Linked DNA regions of Mus musculus: region 2 is linked to region 1. The links are chromatin loops, found by intact Hi-C in ENCODE. Cell type or tissue: left cerebral cortex. All regions are shown on one strand.

Region 1 (8,000 bases):
CTCATGCATATAGGAATATACATAACACATCCTAGGGCGCGTATGTATATGTACACATGCACACTTCTTCTAAGAAGCCAAAAGTTCTTACCAATCACAGCTCATCAAGATCCACTCTTCACACAAATTGTTCAACCCATCCCTGGAAGCAGAGGGAAGGGGGGGGGGGGTCATGTCACTCCAGGGTGGGGGTGGGGAGAGCAGCTGAGAAGCCTCCAGAAGGGAGCAGCTCTCGTGGAGACAGGAATCAGTTAAATCTCACTGTTCCTGATGCTATCCTAACTCCGGCCTCACCTCCCACCCCCGCATTTTCAGTGCAAACAGGAGGGCTGCAGGGAAACCTAATGAGCACCCAACAGAATGGAGAAAAAAAAAGCAAACCGAACAGGCTGGCCAACTCTGAGGACAGAGAGGGAGCCTAGACCCTGGAAAGTGCCAGGCACAGCAAAGAAGGGACGGATACAAGCTCTCTAACTGAGCAACCTTTACTCCTTGAGAAACCAGACCCCAACTCTCCGTCTCAGATATAAACTTGAAACCACCTGAACCAGGGACCTGACAACTCCAGGGACTGCTGCATGCTGGGCTATCGGCCTACTGCTTCCAGCTGACTCTTTCCAGTACTCAGCAGCATCATGCCTCCTCCCACACATACCTATTCCAGCTTCTTGCAGGGGGGCCTCCTACCAGACACACCCCCGCCTCCGTGTAAATGTCCTGAGACACACTCATACCAGCACTCACCACCCGGCACCAAGTTCTTCCCAGCTGAGAGGCTGTCCTGGGCTTTAAACATACTCCTTCTCATCTCCATCCACAAAGGAAGGCTGGGTGGACAAAGCCAGAGAGGACAGAGGGCACTGCTCCAAGCACAAGCAGAATCTGAATCAGATTTTCATTGGCCTGGGCACACAGGAGCCAGGGAGTCCACCAGCAGACTCGGTGGAGGTAACACTGGGAATGAAGAACAGACTTCCCTCCCTTACAGGAGGTTGAATGTCAATTATACCTCGCGCAGGATTTCCACATAGTGTGGAAACTCCCCCAGATTGCTGGGCAGATGTCTGTGATGCAGAGACTACTACATCAATAGCCTTCCTCCTCTCCTCTCCTCTCCTCTCCTCTCCTCTCCTCTCCTGTCCCCCTCCCTCCCTCCCTCCCTCCCTGAGACAGGGTTTCTCCATGTCCTGAAACTCTCTCTGTACAACAGAGATCCACCTGCCTCCACCTTTCTCTTTTCTTTACCCTCCCAACTGGATCACAGAGCTCAGTTACTTCCAAGATGCCTGACCAGAGTCAAAAGGAAGAGCCCATGCCCACCTCTGTCCCAGACTTGCAAGCTGACAGTTTGATGGGCCTGATTCTTTTCACCTAGAGCGACTCCTGCTTTGCACACAGTCCCTGAGGTTGAAGGATTTCTCCAAAGTCACCTCTGCCCCTCTCAGAACATCTGGATCCCATAAGGCCTCTCTCATCAGCACTGGCAACCCTGGCCTCACAGGCGAGCAGGTGCCCTTCCCCCGCTCTAGGCTGTAGCATCTGGCAGCCAGCAATACTTCAGCTTTGCAGACCTTGTAAAGGACTTCCAAGCAATTCTGCATGCCCCACCCACACTTCCCTGGGATGCAGGAAAGAGAGGTTCCACCAGGCAAGGTCAGCCCAGGAAGGGGTCTAGCTTCCTCGGAGGCAATCTTCTGAATGTCCCCCAACACACTCTTAACTCTCCGCTCCCTGCATAACCCAATAGGAATCCCATCCCATAGATCCTGAAATGCTAACACTGATGTCTGGTGAGCACATATTTCACAACAGGCACCCAGCCACTTCGTCACAGAACTGTTCACACACTCCAAGCCTCTACAAACTCCTACAGCTAACCCACTTTCCACTGAGGTAAGTGACATTTAGAAAAGCTGAGAAATGTGTCCAAGGTCACGGGGTCAGCAAGTGGGACGGCCAGGATTTGAATCTTGTCCATTTATCAGTAAGCCTATGTCTGTAAGTGCCTCATTGAGCCATTTCAGACTAAAAAGAATCCAAGACCAATCAGGTCACCCTTGCTCCCAGACAGAAGAGTAGGAGTTCCAGACAGAAGGACCAATAACCTTCACAACCAACAACCTTCAACACTGGGAAGTTCCTTCTTCAATCTAGCCATTCTGTGAATCTCGGCAATATAAACCCAATTTCCTGTAGTCTGTGTTTAAATTAAAACAAAACAAAAAAAAAATCTGTCCCTTGCTAAAGTTGGGAGGCTAGTTGAAGAGCCCTCCTTAGGTGTCTCTTCAATTCGGATGCTAGCACAGCCTTTTGTGCTTTCAGGGACAGCCCCACAGCAGAATATACCAAAACCCAGAGGGGAGGAGGAGGAGGAAGTCACTGAAAGACTGCATGGGAAGGGGGAAGGGAGAAGCACAGCAAGATCCACCTTTTTTCCATAAGCTTCTTCTGAGGTCACTCTGTCTCGGTTTTCCCACCTGACAAATGGAAACCTTTATAACCATCCCGACCATCATAGTGCTTGTTGGAAAGCTGTCCTTCCCTTCGCCCCACTCTCTCGTTTCAGAACCCCCTCTCAAGTAGCAGAGGAGATACATTCCAATCCGGAAACTTTCTCAAACCACTCCCCCCCACACGCCCCGAGGCAAGGTGCAAAAGAAGCCGGGGAAGCCCGCGCCTCCAGCAGAGCCCTTCAAAAAGGCTCCCTAGTCCGCAGAATCTCGTCACCCTGTCGCCTTCCACCCACAGACCGTTCCTCTCCCGCCGCCATCTCCCTGCTTTGCGAACTTGCCCGCAGTCGGGTCGGTTCCGCGCGCAGAAACCGTGAGCTCAGAGTCCTGGCAGCTTCCAGGCTCGGCTCTGACTTCCATACAAGGGCCGAGAGCCGGGTGCCACCCAGAGCTCTGCCATCTCCAAAGCGAAAGCCCTCGCGCTCAAGTATGCACCCCGCGCCTTGGCTTCTCCCTAGCTTTTTCTTGGGCTCAAACCCGAGAAGGCAGAAATAAAAAATCCCACTCGACTCTGAGACGCAGCTGGGCAGACCCCTCCCTCGCGGCCCTCGCCCCGAGGCCGCTGGGCCGGGCAGCCTGAAGCGCGGCGACGGCGCCTCCCCGGGAACTTTTGCCTGGCCGGGGCCCAGATGCAGTCAAGGTGGGCGCGGGCGGCCGACAGAACCAAGAAGAGCAGATGCTGCTCGGAGCCTCTAGGTCAATTCTGCTTGTCACCTGCCAAGGGGATCCGACCTCCGCGGCCAAGATGTGTGGAAAGGAAGGGCGCGGGGCGGAGAACCCGATCCCTTCGAGGCGGCTGCGGGGACTCCCAACCTCTTAATCGCGCCTCCCTTCAAGGGCTCCTCCATCCAGCGGTGCTGTGCAGGGCTGGGACGCGCGGAATCCTGCCTAAAGACCATCAAAGTCCCCAGCAGCCAGAGTTAGAGCACTAGGGGTTCCCCAAAGCTCAGATTCGACGTGTGGTTGTGAACCAAGGGGCCTAAGGTAGACTAAGTCCACTTTGATTCCAAGGCGTTCGCAGCCCAAGGGCTCCCGCACCTTCCCGCCGAGTTCCTCCCACCCGCAGTTCCCCAGCCTTTGCCCGGGCCAGTGCTCGGAGGTGCGCCTGGCCGGAGCCGGAGCCTCGCCCCCGGGGTTCGGGAGCCAGAGCCTGGAGCAAAGGTCTAAGAACGCCAAGAGGGTTGGAGGAGGGATGCTGCACTTCAACTCACCTTGAGCCACAAGACCTCGGGTGCTGATCACACTTGCTATCAAAGTGGCCACATACCAAATCATAGTACTACCGCGCGCCAGCCAAGAGCCTCATCCTATCGCAAAGTGCTCCTGCGTCTGCACACTTCTCGTGCCTCAGTGCCCGCTTCTCGCCCGCCTACGCCCCTTGCCGGTGCTCCTGTAGCCCGGGCGGCCCGCTCTCCATCCCTTCCTGGCTCCGCTCGTCTCGGCGCGCGCAGCCTCCCGGGCCCCGGCGCAGCGGCACCTGCACTGCCAACCGAGGCAGAGCGCAGCCAGGTCCACGGTGAAGCCTAGCCGGGCCTGTCCTGGTGGTCCGCCCCTGGCGGCTGTTTATTGGACAGTGCTCACGAGTCTAGGCACTGATTGGCTAAACTCTTAGTCCGTCGCTGCGCGAAGAAGGCGAGCCCATTTCAAGGTGCGTTGAAGTGTAGCGAGCACAGAGCCGCAGAATCATGCGCATTGCCTGGGAAAAGGCGTTGTAACGTCTTTGCTCTATTCTGTTCTCAGCTCAGACTGCATGGCAAGTTTCTGATTAAATAGATGGTAGCTTCTCGTACTGGCTAGTGGGACCCTAAGAATCTCAATAACCCTTGACAGGTTATCCGAGGGGATGGAGCCCCCGCCCACCTTGAGAATCCAACATCCGGTTTCTATCAAGAAAAAAAAAAAAAAAAAAGCAGTTCCCGGGAGGACCACGCTGATACGGGGATAGGGAAACCCAAGCATCCTGGGGAAACTAGGGAACGTCCTTTTCTGGAGAACGGTTCAAAGAGACCACGTGATACCTCCCCCCCCCACCCCCACTCTTTGCTCACTCTCTCAGAACACTACCTCCACCAAACGTTATATTAAGTTAGGCTCCATCCAGCCCAAAGCCAGGAGGATGACTAAAATGACCTCTAAAAGTCGCTAAATTTGGAATGAGTCATTGGCTCAGCTGCGGCGAGTCACAGACCCCTCTGGAACACATGTGCACACGTACTGCCACCCCCATTGCTGGTCATCGTTGCTCATGATTACTAAAGCCATTAACCCCCCCCCCCCAATAAATGCTGCCTCTCCTGCACACAAATGCTGCTTCCTCTCCTACCTTACTGAGAGCCCAGCCCCATATCAGCAGCATAAAGTCAAGGTGGCGTTTGTGAGCGATCAGGGGGTGAGGTAGAGAACCAAGGAAAAGGGAAAGGTCCTCCTCATTTCTGCAGAAGATAATAAATAAAGACGCTGGAAGAGCTTCCTATATCCCAGGCTCCCTACTCCAGCATCTCTTCATCTCCTCCCCCAATACAATTGTGTTTACACAAGGAATAAATGAGCATCATGAAAGCCTCTACAACCATCTCACAGTGTTCTGAGGCTGCCGTGGAGATGTTTATTCTTTCAAGCTTCTGACACAGTGCTGAGAGGCACAGCTCCCTAGGAGGGGCTGTTGGCCAGGGAAGAAATGGAGGGGCAATGAAGGCAATCTCTCAATAAGCACAGAGCATGAAGTTTCCCATAGACCAACAGCTTACTGCTGGAAAAGCCAATGTGTGCGCATGGACTCGTGTATCTCACATAGAGTGGCCTTGAGTGATGGAGGGTCATTCTTTTTGGAGAACTCCACTCTCGTTGCCATCCAGGAGATGAAAAGCTGAGGCTCCTAAGCAGAGAAGCACACACACTAATGAACTTTTATCATCTGAATAGCATCTGGAGAACTGGACTTCTGAATACCTCCTGCTTGCAAACTCGCCCTGCTCATGCGAACACACTCATGAGTTATCACTCTGTTGATATATTCCCATGGGCCACTGCTTTAGGTCCTTTCTGGGCTGACATTTCTTTCCTGGGGCTTTGGTGAAGCTGCACGCTCTAGATCTCCTTGACGCATCAATTCTCAGGCAACATGCACCAATTCTACCTCCAACACACACATATGCAAGTCTCCCCATAAACAGGTTTGCACACATCTATATACGTCCATACATACTTCCTCTGGGTCCTAAGTCTATCAAGACTTATTGGGATCCACTTGCAGAATGGGTGATGAGGCTAGGCTATGATTTAATTTTGACCTCAGAAACGTTCATGTTGTTGGAAACTTGATCCCCAAGGTGGCAGTATTGGAAGAATGGAACCTTCAAGAGGTAAGTCCTAGGAGCTGGAGAGACACTTGGCAATTAAGAACGTGCACAACTCTTGCAGAGTTTGGTTTTCAACATCCTAAGGTAATTGTCCATGATCTGTAACTACAGCTTTAAAGGATCTAACACCCCTTTACAGGCACTGCACTCATGTGCACACACACATACACACACACAAACACATATAGATATAGTTTAATATAAAGACGTGAGTTTGGGGCTGGAGAGATGGGGGGGGGGGCAGGGTTAAGAGCACTGGCTGCTCTTCCAGAGGTCATGAGTTCAATTCCCAACAACCACATAGTGGCTCACAACCATCCATAATTGGATCAAATGCCTTCTTCTGGTGTGTCAGCAACACTGTGTTCATATACATTTTAAACACACACACACACACACAAACAAACAAACAAACAAACAAAAAAAAAAAAACATGAGTTCTACTGAGAAGTCCTTAAGTCACTGGAAGCCATGCCACTGCTAGGTAATTCTCCTGGGATCTCCCTGGTAGTTCTCATAAGAAGGCTGTCATGAGCAGAGCTGGACTTGGTGGCCTAGGTAATTGTCCCAGCATTTGGAAGGTCAGAAGTACAAGATCATCCTCAGCTACACACAAAACTGAAGGTCACCCTGAGCTACAAGAGACCCTACTCTCATAAAAGAGAAGAGAAAACAAAGCGGAGGGTGGGGTGCTGTTAAGAAGGGAGAAAGGCTGGCCCCTCCTCCTCTCTACCTGCTACCTGGCTTGAAATCCAGCCGCTTGCCAGCACATGCTAAAGCTATTGCCATCTTCCATCTGTCTTGGGGCTTTGAACAGAAATAAACCAGAGCAGGTACCACAGCCGTGAGCATGCAGAATTGTGTGCTAAGTAAATCTTTCTTTTCTTCATGAGTCTACCTCCTTGAATATTTCATGATAACAAAACAAACAAACAAAACAAATCAACAAAAACAAACAAACAAAAAAAATGGTTAATACAACTGCATGACTCCAGGATTCATCCCCTTTTATATGCTCATAGCAGCATTTGACACCTGTGGAATGGTGTTCTTTGTCTTCTGAGGCTGGGATATAGGCAATATTGAGTCCATAGTCTAGCCCCAGGTCCTTCAATCCTTGAGGTAGAAGAGACGCATCTATTTAACATCTATGGAGCATCTACTTTGAGACAGTTTCTTCCCAGAAGTTGAGGAAAAGATAAAGCAGTTCCCACAGTCCATCCCTGCTATCCTTGCTTGGCCACCCATCTTGTCTTCAGGAGGATGGTAGTTTCTGCTAGGAAGTTAAAACCGTATATCAGATCAGAACTTAAAAGAATAAACTGAACTAGAGAGATGTTCAAAGGAAACTAAAAAGAATGTATTTCATCTGGAGATTCAACTGGAAATACAGGGACACAAGAGTGAAGACAGAGAGAAAAGGGAAGGAAATTGAATTGAAGAGGGAAAAAATTAGCATCATGACCATTATCATACAACATGTGCCGGTTCATTTCAGATCAGCTCAAGAGACACGTGTTGTAGCAACTGGCAGAGAGGAATGAGGCCAGTCAGATCTTTTCCTCTTAACATATGGCTGAGCATTTGACTCAGAACAAATGGCAACCCCTCCATCCCTAGCAGAGACATAGAGCTGAATACTCAGAGGCCACATGGGCCCCTTCCAAGAGGCGTAAGAAAGAGGAACACAAACCAACCCCCTTGAATTGGTGTTCCTGGTTCATTGTGGATACCCCTAATGAATATAGGTATCTGACACTATACACATTGGGTGTCAGAATATCTGTCATCTTTTAGTTTCATCAGAAGCTTCACTTTTGGAAACACGTAATTCTGCTCTTATCAGTTATTCCAAGAAAAGAAAACCAAACCACTCGCTACTTACTCTTACATGCCCAGAAGCCCTCAGAGGACACATAGAAAAGGTAGCCACTGGCAACCAAGGTTTCTCTTACACCCACTGAGCAATCAAACTGCAAACAGCAGCTTGTGTTTACCCTCTTCAGGGCTCTTGGTAGGATTTGGGGTAGGATGATGGCTGGAGCATCTCCTTACAAGGAAGAAGAGAGGCTGTAAACCAAAGGAATTTATTCAAAATAAGTTTGAAAGTGTTTGGTGTTTATACAGTTTG
Region 2 (8,000 bases), 180 kb after region 1:
AGACAGATTGTGTTAACTGTGTGTGGCTTATGCACTCTGCTCGCCTGCTCTTGGAGACCCTGTTGGGTTTCTCCCCTTCACCTGATCCACAAGTGACGACATATCCTGCTGAGTGAATTTCCAAGTCTGCAGTTTGGGTGCTCACAGTAGGCACCTTCTAGGATAGTTGGGAGGAATATAAAAGTTGTTTAGGAAAGTGGTGGCTGGCACAGAACAAGCACTCGAGGGAATTCTATATAAGAATATATGTAAATATATATGCATAAAATTGATGTACATACATAAATATAATAGTTTAGATTGTCTGGTTTGAAACACATTTCCATTTTTGACGCTGAATATACAGCGTTTTTGGGTGGGGGAAGGTGGAAGTTGGTGATGATTGGTTTGGGATTTTGTTGGTTTGCTACTCTGTTGCCCTGGCTGGCCTGAATCTCATTGTGCAGCCCAGGTTGGCTTCACACTTGTATCTTTCCTGCCTCAGTCTCTACAGTATGGGATTACAGGCATTTGTTACCATGCTTATTCATATAGCCCATTTTAAGTTGCTTTTCTGTGATGAGAATGTTGACGTGAGATTGATTTCTCAGTGAGGCCGTTTTCCCTTCCCCTCCCTCCCCTCCACCTTTCTTTTATGCGGTAGATGAAACTCGGGCCTCCTATATGCTACGTTAATGCTGTTATGTAGCTACATCTTACCCTGTTTTCCTTTTTTTTTTTATGATTTTTTCATCTATTTTATTTCCTTAGGATTCTACAGAGACAGCAGAAAAATGAAACCTTTCATGGATGTCTTCAGTTAGTTGAGTTAAAAATTGGTATTGTTGGCTAGGATGCCAGTATGGGGAATACAGGAAGGGTGTAAACGGGGCAAACTCATTTCCCTTCCCTCAGCCTTCCCTAGGAAGACATGGTTGTATTAGTTCATCTCTGTTCTCCAGTTACTGTTTTAATCGGTTCACGGTCAGTATGAACTTTTGGGTTTGGAGTTTAAAAAAAAAACAAACAGTTGAGGTATAAATTGCCATATGACAAACTGTGTATATTTTAAATATGTAATATCTAGCTTGGTAAATTTAGCATATATGAAAGGCCTTGCAACCACTACCACATCAAAAATAGTGACTAGAGCCACGATCTCCGGGTGCTTGCAGTGGACGTAGCCACCAGTCTGGCTGTCCCCAGGGGGTCTCCCACCATGTGCAGGGTTTCCTCCCAGACACATGTGTCACCACAAGAATCCTAGTCTTTCCATGTGATCTCTCCCTTTGTCACCCCTTCTTTACTGCACCCCTGCTTCTTGGGCACTGCACACATACTTGTATGTATACTAGTTTGGATTTCCTGCAGGTTTAAAAGGGGTTTTATTTGTTCAAAAATTCTTTATTTTGTGTATGAGTGTATCAGTCTCTGTGTGTGTGTGTGTGTGTGTGTGTGTGTGTGTGTGTATGTGTGTGTGTGTGTATGTGTGTGTGTGTGTGTATGTGTGTGTGTGTGTGTGTATGTGTGTGTGTGTGTGTGTGTATGTGTGTGTGTGTGTGTGTGTATGTGTGTGTGTGTGTGTGTGTATGTGTGTGTGTGTGTGTGTGTGTATGTGTGTGTGTGTGTGTGTATGTGTGTGTATGTGTGTGTGTGTGTGTGTGTGTGTGTGTGTGTGTGTGTACCTGAGTGCAGTGCCTGCAGAGGGCAGAAGACTGAGCTGCCGGATCTCCTGGAGCTGGACTTACAGGTACCTATGAGCTGTCATGTTGGTTCTAAGCCAGAACGTGCTCTTAGCCCAACCACTGAGCCCTCCCACCAACCCCTGTTTCCTAAGTGTTCTATAGCTGGATGAAACCTGGAGAACTCTTGGATCCGGCTTCTCTCACCCAGCCCAGTTACCTGAGCTTCATCTGTGTGCTGCATTAATTAGTTCAGCCTTTTTCTTGATGCACAGCAGCATGTTGTGAGACAGCACCAATTGTGTGCTCCCAATATTGACCAGAATTGGGATGATTTTAAGTTCTTAGTAACATATGTAATACACACACACATGTATAGTTGCTCTGAATATAATTTCATCCTCTTTTGTATGTAAGGTAATATGGCTAGGAAAGTAGGCATATTTCAAATTTTCAGGTCAGTTCTGCAAATTGCTTTGTATTTTCACTGGCAGCCCAGGGGAAATCAAAAGTTTGATGTCTGTATCAACAGTTGTGGTCATTCTTTTTACTTTTGGCCGTTTTTACAAGTGTGTATTTCTGTCTTACTGTGGTTTTAATTTGTAGCTCACTAATGATGTTGAGCATCTTATGTGCATCACTTGTAAGATGTCTTGCACTGCCTTATCTCTGTGGTTTTAAGAGTGTAAGCAGCCATAGATAATTAGCAAATGAAGAGGGTGGCTGTATGCCAATGAAAGTGTATGTCCTAAAGCCACAACAGCCAGCCAGCAGCTTGCATTCAGCCTTGGGATTGTACGTCATTCTTTCCTGACGTAGATGATCACGTCTGTGTAAATAAAGACGCGCTGCCTTTGCCTTTCTCACTGTTTCTGGAGACAGTCTTTCTGAGTAGCCCTGGCTGGCCTGGAACCTTCAGAGCCTCCTCCCCTGCCTCCTGCTGTGTCTTGGATTAGGGGTGCACACTGTATGGGTTTCGCTGTCCAAGTGTTCATGCCCGGGTTCACTGGCTAGAACTTCCAATACAGCATTGAATGGAAACCATGAGACTAGATGTCCTCTTTATCTTGTTCTTCTCTTAGTTAGGGTTTCCAAACCAACACATCTGATCTTAGGAAAAAGCATTCAGCATTTAATTAAAAAAAAATTATGATGAATGGATGCTAGGTTTTTAGCAATACTCTTTCTTCATCCATTGAAAATGTCTTCTTGCTGCCGTGTTTTTGCTTTTTCCTCTGAGTTGTGTCAGCCAATCAGCAGATGCTAACCCAACCTCACAGTTCTGTCCTATTTGGTTCTCCTGATGATGGCAAATTTGGAATTTTTATACTTGTGTTCATAAAGAATATTGATTGTAGTTTTCTTATAAAATCTTTGGTTTTGATACCAGAGTCATGCAGCCCTCACAGAAGGCCAAAGGTGGGAAACACTTTGTTGTGGCGCCACCACTGCCCGGCTAAGGGGAGGCTTTTAATAACAAAAATTTTTGTTTTAAGTCACTGTGAGGTTATTCTGGTTGCTTAATTCTGAGTGAGGCTTTTCAATATTTCTGTTTATTTCATTGTAATTGTTTAATTTGTAAGTATGAAATTGTTCATAATACTTTTCATGAGCCGGGCGTGGTGGTGCACACCTTTAGTCCCAGCGCTCAGGAGGCAGAGGCAGGCGGATTTCTGAGTTTGAGGCCAGCCTGGTCTACAGAGTGAGTTCCAGGACAGCCAGGGCTACACAGAGAAACCCTGTCTCGAAAAACAAACAAACAAACAAACAAAAATCCCCAAAAAACAACTTTTCATTATTTTAATTTCTATATCAGTACAATGTCCCTTTTTCTTGACAGTGTTAATCTGTGTCTTTTCTTTGTTGTTCTCGGTCCAGCTTAGTAAAGGTTTGTGAACTGTTAATCTTTAAAGAACCAGATTTTGTTCTCATTAGTTTTGTCTTCTTTTTTGTTTTCTACCATGTAGTTTTTTTTTTTGCTTTGATCTTTATTATTTCTTCCATTTTGCTTATGTTGGTCATAATTTATTATTTTTATGACTTCCCAAGATAATATCTAAGGTCACTGATGTGAATGAGACATTTTAGTTTTTTTTTAAATGTAAGTCTTTTAGGTGTTATAGATTTCAAATTTTAGTGGCCTAGCATAAAAAGTGTATGTCATATTTTCATTTTGTTCAGAATGCTTTTTAAAAAGATTTATCTCTGTGTGTGTTTGTGTCTGTGTGTCTATGAGAGTAAGTGCACACTCGTTGGTGCCACAGAGGAGAATGAAGGTGTCCGACTCCCTGGAGCTGAGGTTATAGGGGTCACTGGGAGCTGAACTTTAGGTCCTCTGCAAGAGAAGTAAGCCATCATTTAAATTTTATTTGGTCTGACAGCAGACTTTGTATGACTTCACTATTTCTTTAATTAGATATTTTCTTTATTTACATTTCAAATGTTATCCCCTTCTTTTGTTTCCCCTCCAAAAACCCCCTATCCCCTCCCCCATCCCCCTGTGACTTCACTGTTAAAATTTGCAGTGACTGCTGGTTAGAACATCTGTCTTGATGTGTGAATTTAAAAATATCAAGTAGATTAAGTTAGTAAATCTTTTTCCTTTACTAATTCTCTTCCCACTTGTTTTGTTAATTAAAAGAAGTGTTGAAATTTACAACAAAACTTTTTTTTTTGGCAAGTTTTACATTAAGCTAAGTGCATGACTCTTGGAATTTTATGTTCCCTTAAAGAGTGACACATCACTGTTAGGGAACTCGATCTGTAGAGCAGGCTAGCCCTGATCTCAGAGCTCCACCAGTTTCTACCTCCCCAGTGCTGGGATTAAAGGCGTGTGCTCACCACCTCCCAGCTTTTTATAAAATTGAAAAAAAAAACCCACTTATTTTATGTTTATGTGTGTATGTTTGCAGGATTTTTTTAAAAAAAGATTTATTCATTTCATTTATATGAGTACACTAACTGTCTTCAGACACCCCAGAAGAGGGCATCAGATCCCATTACAGATGTTGTGAGCCACCTTGTGGTTGCCGGGAATTGAACTCAGAACCTTTGGCAGAGCAGTCAGTGCTCTTAACTACTGAGCCATCTCTCTACCCACTTGTAGGATTCTGTATGTACCATATGTGTAGGAGTCCATGGAGTCTAGTCAGAGCACCAGAACTGGAATTATAGAGGGACACTGTGTAGGTGCTGGGAATTGAACCCAGGTCCTCTGCAAGAGGAATAGATGCTCTTAACTGCTAAGCCATTTCACCAGCCTATTCTTTAACATTTTTGATATTTGTTTTTATGCACTTTCTTACCTTTTGTACTTCAAGGCTCATCTTCTGAGTTCTATTGACAGAATCACCCCTTTCTCCAGTGTGCCCTACGTCCTGTTACTGGAGAATGCTATTTAGAATGCCAGGGTGCTTCTGCCTCGAGGATCTCTATGGAACGGGGCTAGATGATACATGTACTTCTGCTGCCCTGCGCATGCCCACATGTCTGTGTACATTAAATAAAAAGTGTATGAAACTTGGCTCTCTATCTACAACATGATTTATTTTTTTGATTGTTACATATGTAAAGATTTTTTTTTCTCATGTGAGTTGCTAACCCACATTACTGTTGGGGGAGAGCTAGAGTGCAGTGTCCTCTCAGATGCACTTGTCAGTAGGTCCCCCCAGCCCCCCAACAGGGATCCCAGGGAATGAGGTTCTGGTATTTGTAACTGTTTCCTTTGTCACATTCTGTCCTTCAACTTAGCTTCCTGAACATCCTAGCTGATTCTTTTGTTAATTTTCTGTACAATAAAGTTCACTCTTTATGATCTTTAATTCTAATTTCTCCACAAATGCTGAGTCATGTGTTCCCTGTTGCAGCATTATACTCCAGGAATCCCATTATGTCATCCTTCCTGGCATCTTTTGATTCTTTCTTTTTTTTGGTTTTTGGAGACAGGGTTTCTCTGTATAGCCCTGGCTGTCCTGGAACTCACTCTGTAGACCAGGCTGGCCTTGAACTCAGAAATCCGCCTGCCTCTGCCTCCCAAGAGCTGGGATTAAAGACGTGCACCACCACTGCCCAGCTTGATTTTTTCCTTTTTTAATTAAAGTAATTTATTTCATGGATAGTATATATGTTTAAGCTGAATCAACAGAGACAATGTCATGGTCATTTTTTCACAGTGGCTTTGGACATAAAAAGTGTGTAGATTAGGCAGGACTAAATTTTGAACTTTGATACCCGAAATTACTGGTAAGTAACTTCGCTAGGAAACCCTTGCTTTTTTTTTTTTTTTTCATTCTGGGCTGGAATGGTTACCTTCAGCATGAGTCTGAAATGTTTCCTGCTAAAATAGTACCTCTCACTTTCTTACGCATGGCAAAGCCATTTAAAACAAACAAGTGGGAGTTAGCCCTGGGAAGGCTGCTGCTTACTTAGCATGGAGCCTGCCACCATTAATACTTGTGAATCCCCTTGGTTGCAGTGACCCAGCCTTCCGAATGTGCCGTGGGTTGCATTTTCTTTTCTACCTCTTTAAAAATATTTTTTTTCATTCTTGCCTTTTTCTTGTACTTGTGAATTTATTTATTCAGTGAACTTTAGATATTTAGTCATGATTATATGTATGGCATTAAAGTATAGTAGTTACTCCTAATTGCTTGTTTTCTTAAACTACACATAAAACTACAATGTTTATTTTGAATCATGTTGACATTTATTTGTATACTATATTTGTATAATTTATACACTGAATATACATGCATTTCTTTAATGCTCTCTTTCCGTTTGTGAGGCACGGTCTCAGTGCAGCGCAGACAGGTGTCTGACTTGTGCATTCCGACCTTACCTCCGCTCTCTGATGCTCCGCTCTCAGCTCACTCTGCTCAGAGTTGGAATTACAGGGACCCGACTAGCCACCTAGCTCTTGGGAATATTTTTCTTATTCATCGAGGAGAGAAAAATACAACCAAGCTGCTCTATTTCTAAGTATATAACTTAGTAGCAGTGAGTTAGAAAAGTCTTTCCTGTAATAGACAAATTCTTGGTAGTGTATAGTTTTGTCCTATTTTGGTGGGACTGAGCTGAAGTTAGCCTGTACACATGAGAATTGAACTTACTCTTTTTTTTTTTCTTCATAAAACCATTCTTAATTTTCCTGGTTCTTCAGTTTCAGTTACACAGGATGCTTTTAGACCATGTTTATTTTTCTTTTAACATGTTAAAGCTGAAAGTCCTGTAGCTTGAATATGTTTCTTATTGCTAGGACAATGGGATAAAGAAATCTCATCCCTTCTTTACAGTGGTTCTGAGCATGAAGTGGAGACTCCACTTCCACCTAAAGTAGGCCCATCCTCCTCCCCTGCCCGTGACAACAGCAGCTAAGGCCGCTTCTGTGCATCTCCTCAGGCTGCAGAGCCAGACAGGGCCTTGGAGAGTGTAAGCAAGATGGAAGATTATTGCACAGTTTATACAGTTGGAATGCAAATATAACTTGGTATATACTTGAATCGAATTGAATATATTCCATTTGAATTAAATTGAGTAGATTCTTTGTAGCACATAAGAGCACATATTCTTGTCTTGGAATTCTGATACCAGAATTTGTAATGACATGCAAGTAGTGTTTACAGGACCGGCTCACAGAGTCGCACCAGGCAAGGCTTCCAGTCAGGTTAGTGTTAGGGGTGATGTATTTGCAGGTGAGATGCTCTACAGAGTAAGAATATACATTGACACGTGCTGTATATTTAGTCATCACCATTGTCATGCCTCAGTACCTCCAAGATGAGTCTCATGGAAAAGATGTCTCTCTGAGCTTTCAATTAGTCTGCTATTAGCAGCCGATGATGCTGGGCTTACGAACATGCTGACTACCCTCTCTCTCCTAAGCATATTACAGATCTATACTGGTTTCAGCTAAAGCTGGACTCTTGCAGGGATGCTGCCCAGCTCATTTGTTGTTGTATAAACTTTTTGAATGATTAAAAAGGATGGAGGCCAACAACCAATTACAAAAAGAGGTAGGCTAGTACTCTGGGGGAGTCTTTCTCTTCCTGTTTCCCCTTCTGCCTTTCTGCCTTCCGACCCTGTCCTCAGGCCTACTTGGTATTTTGTTCTTCCTCCATTCTTCCTGGAAGAGTGTTTGGTGCTGATGGAGTGCAGAGGCCACATCCCATTGGTTAAGTACTTAAGAGTGTGTGTAATGCGGGTACCCCTTTTCTTCTCGTGGTCTTTCCTCATAGAGTGAGTGCACACAGAGCTCCTCCCCTTTACAAATCCCAGACCTCTTTCAAGTGTACAAAGCAACATCTTAGAGAAAGGAGAGGAGTGTGTGTGTGTGTGTGTGTG

The links. Hi-C counts contacts between places; a loop is a spot of excess contacts. Peaks named below come from ENCODE experiments on the same cell type or tissue, not always from the same donor. Only the 100,000 strongest peaks of a DNase experiment are listed, where the experiment ranks them.
Region 2: it touches region 1 in a loop (2.4-fold over the local background); 4 of 42 quality-filtered maps call a loop at or near these places.

Annotation. Positions count from the first base shown.
Region 1 is chr9:27,295,239-27,303,238 of GRCm38, reverse strand. It overlaps Igsf9b (immunoglobulin superfamily, member 9B), which reads right to left and starts at 4,135. Exons shown (of 20, transcript NM_001326702.1): 1 at 3,722-4,135. The coding sequence starts at 3,785. In left cerebral cortex, CTCF peaks have their summits at 4,065 and 5,823; DNase peaks (open chromatin) are centred at 2,634, 3,084, 3,327, 4,089 and 3 more places; H3K4me3 peaks cover 4,915 bases; H3K27ac peaks cover 4,661 bases.
Region 2 is chr9:27,112,602-27,120,601 of GRCm38, reverse strand. The region is part of intron 1 of Jam3 (junction adhesion molecule 3); the gene reads left to right. Among named protein-coding and RNA genes, the nearest start is that of Jam3, 39 kb to the left of the region's middle. In left cerebral cortex, a CTCF peak has its summit at 4,641 (motif pointing right); no DNase peak of the experiment used is centred here; H3K27ac peaks cover 269 bases.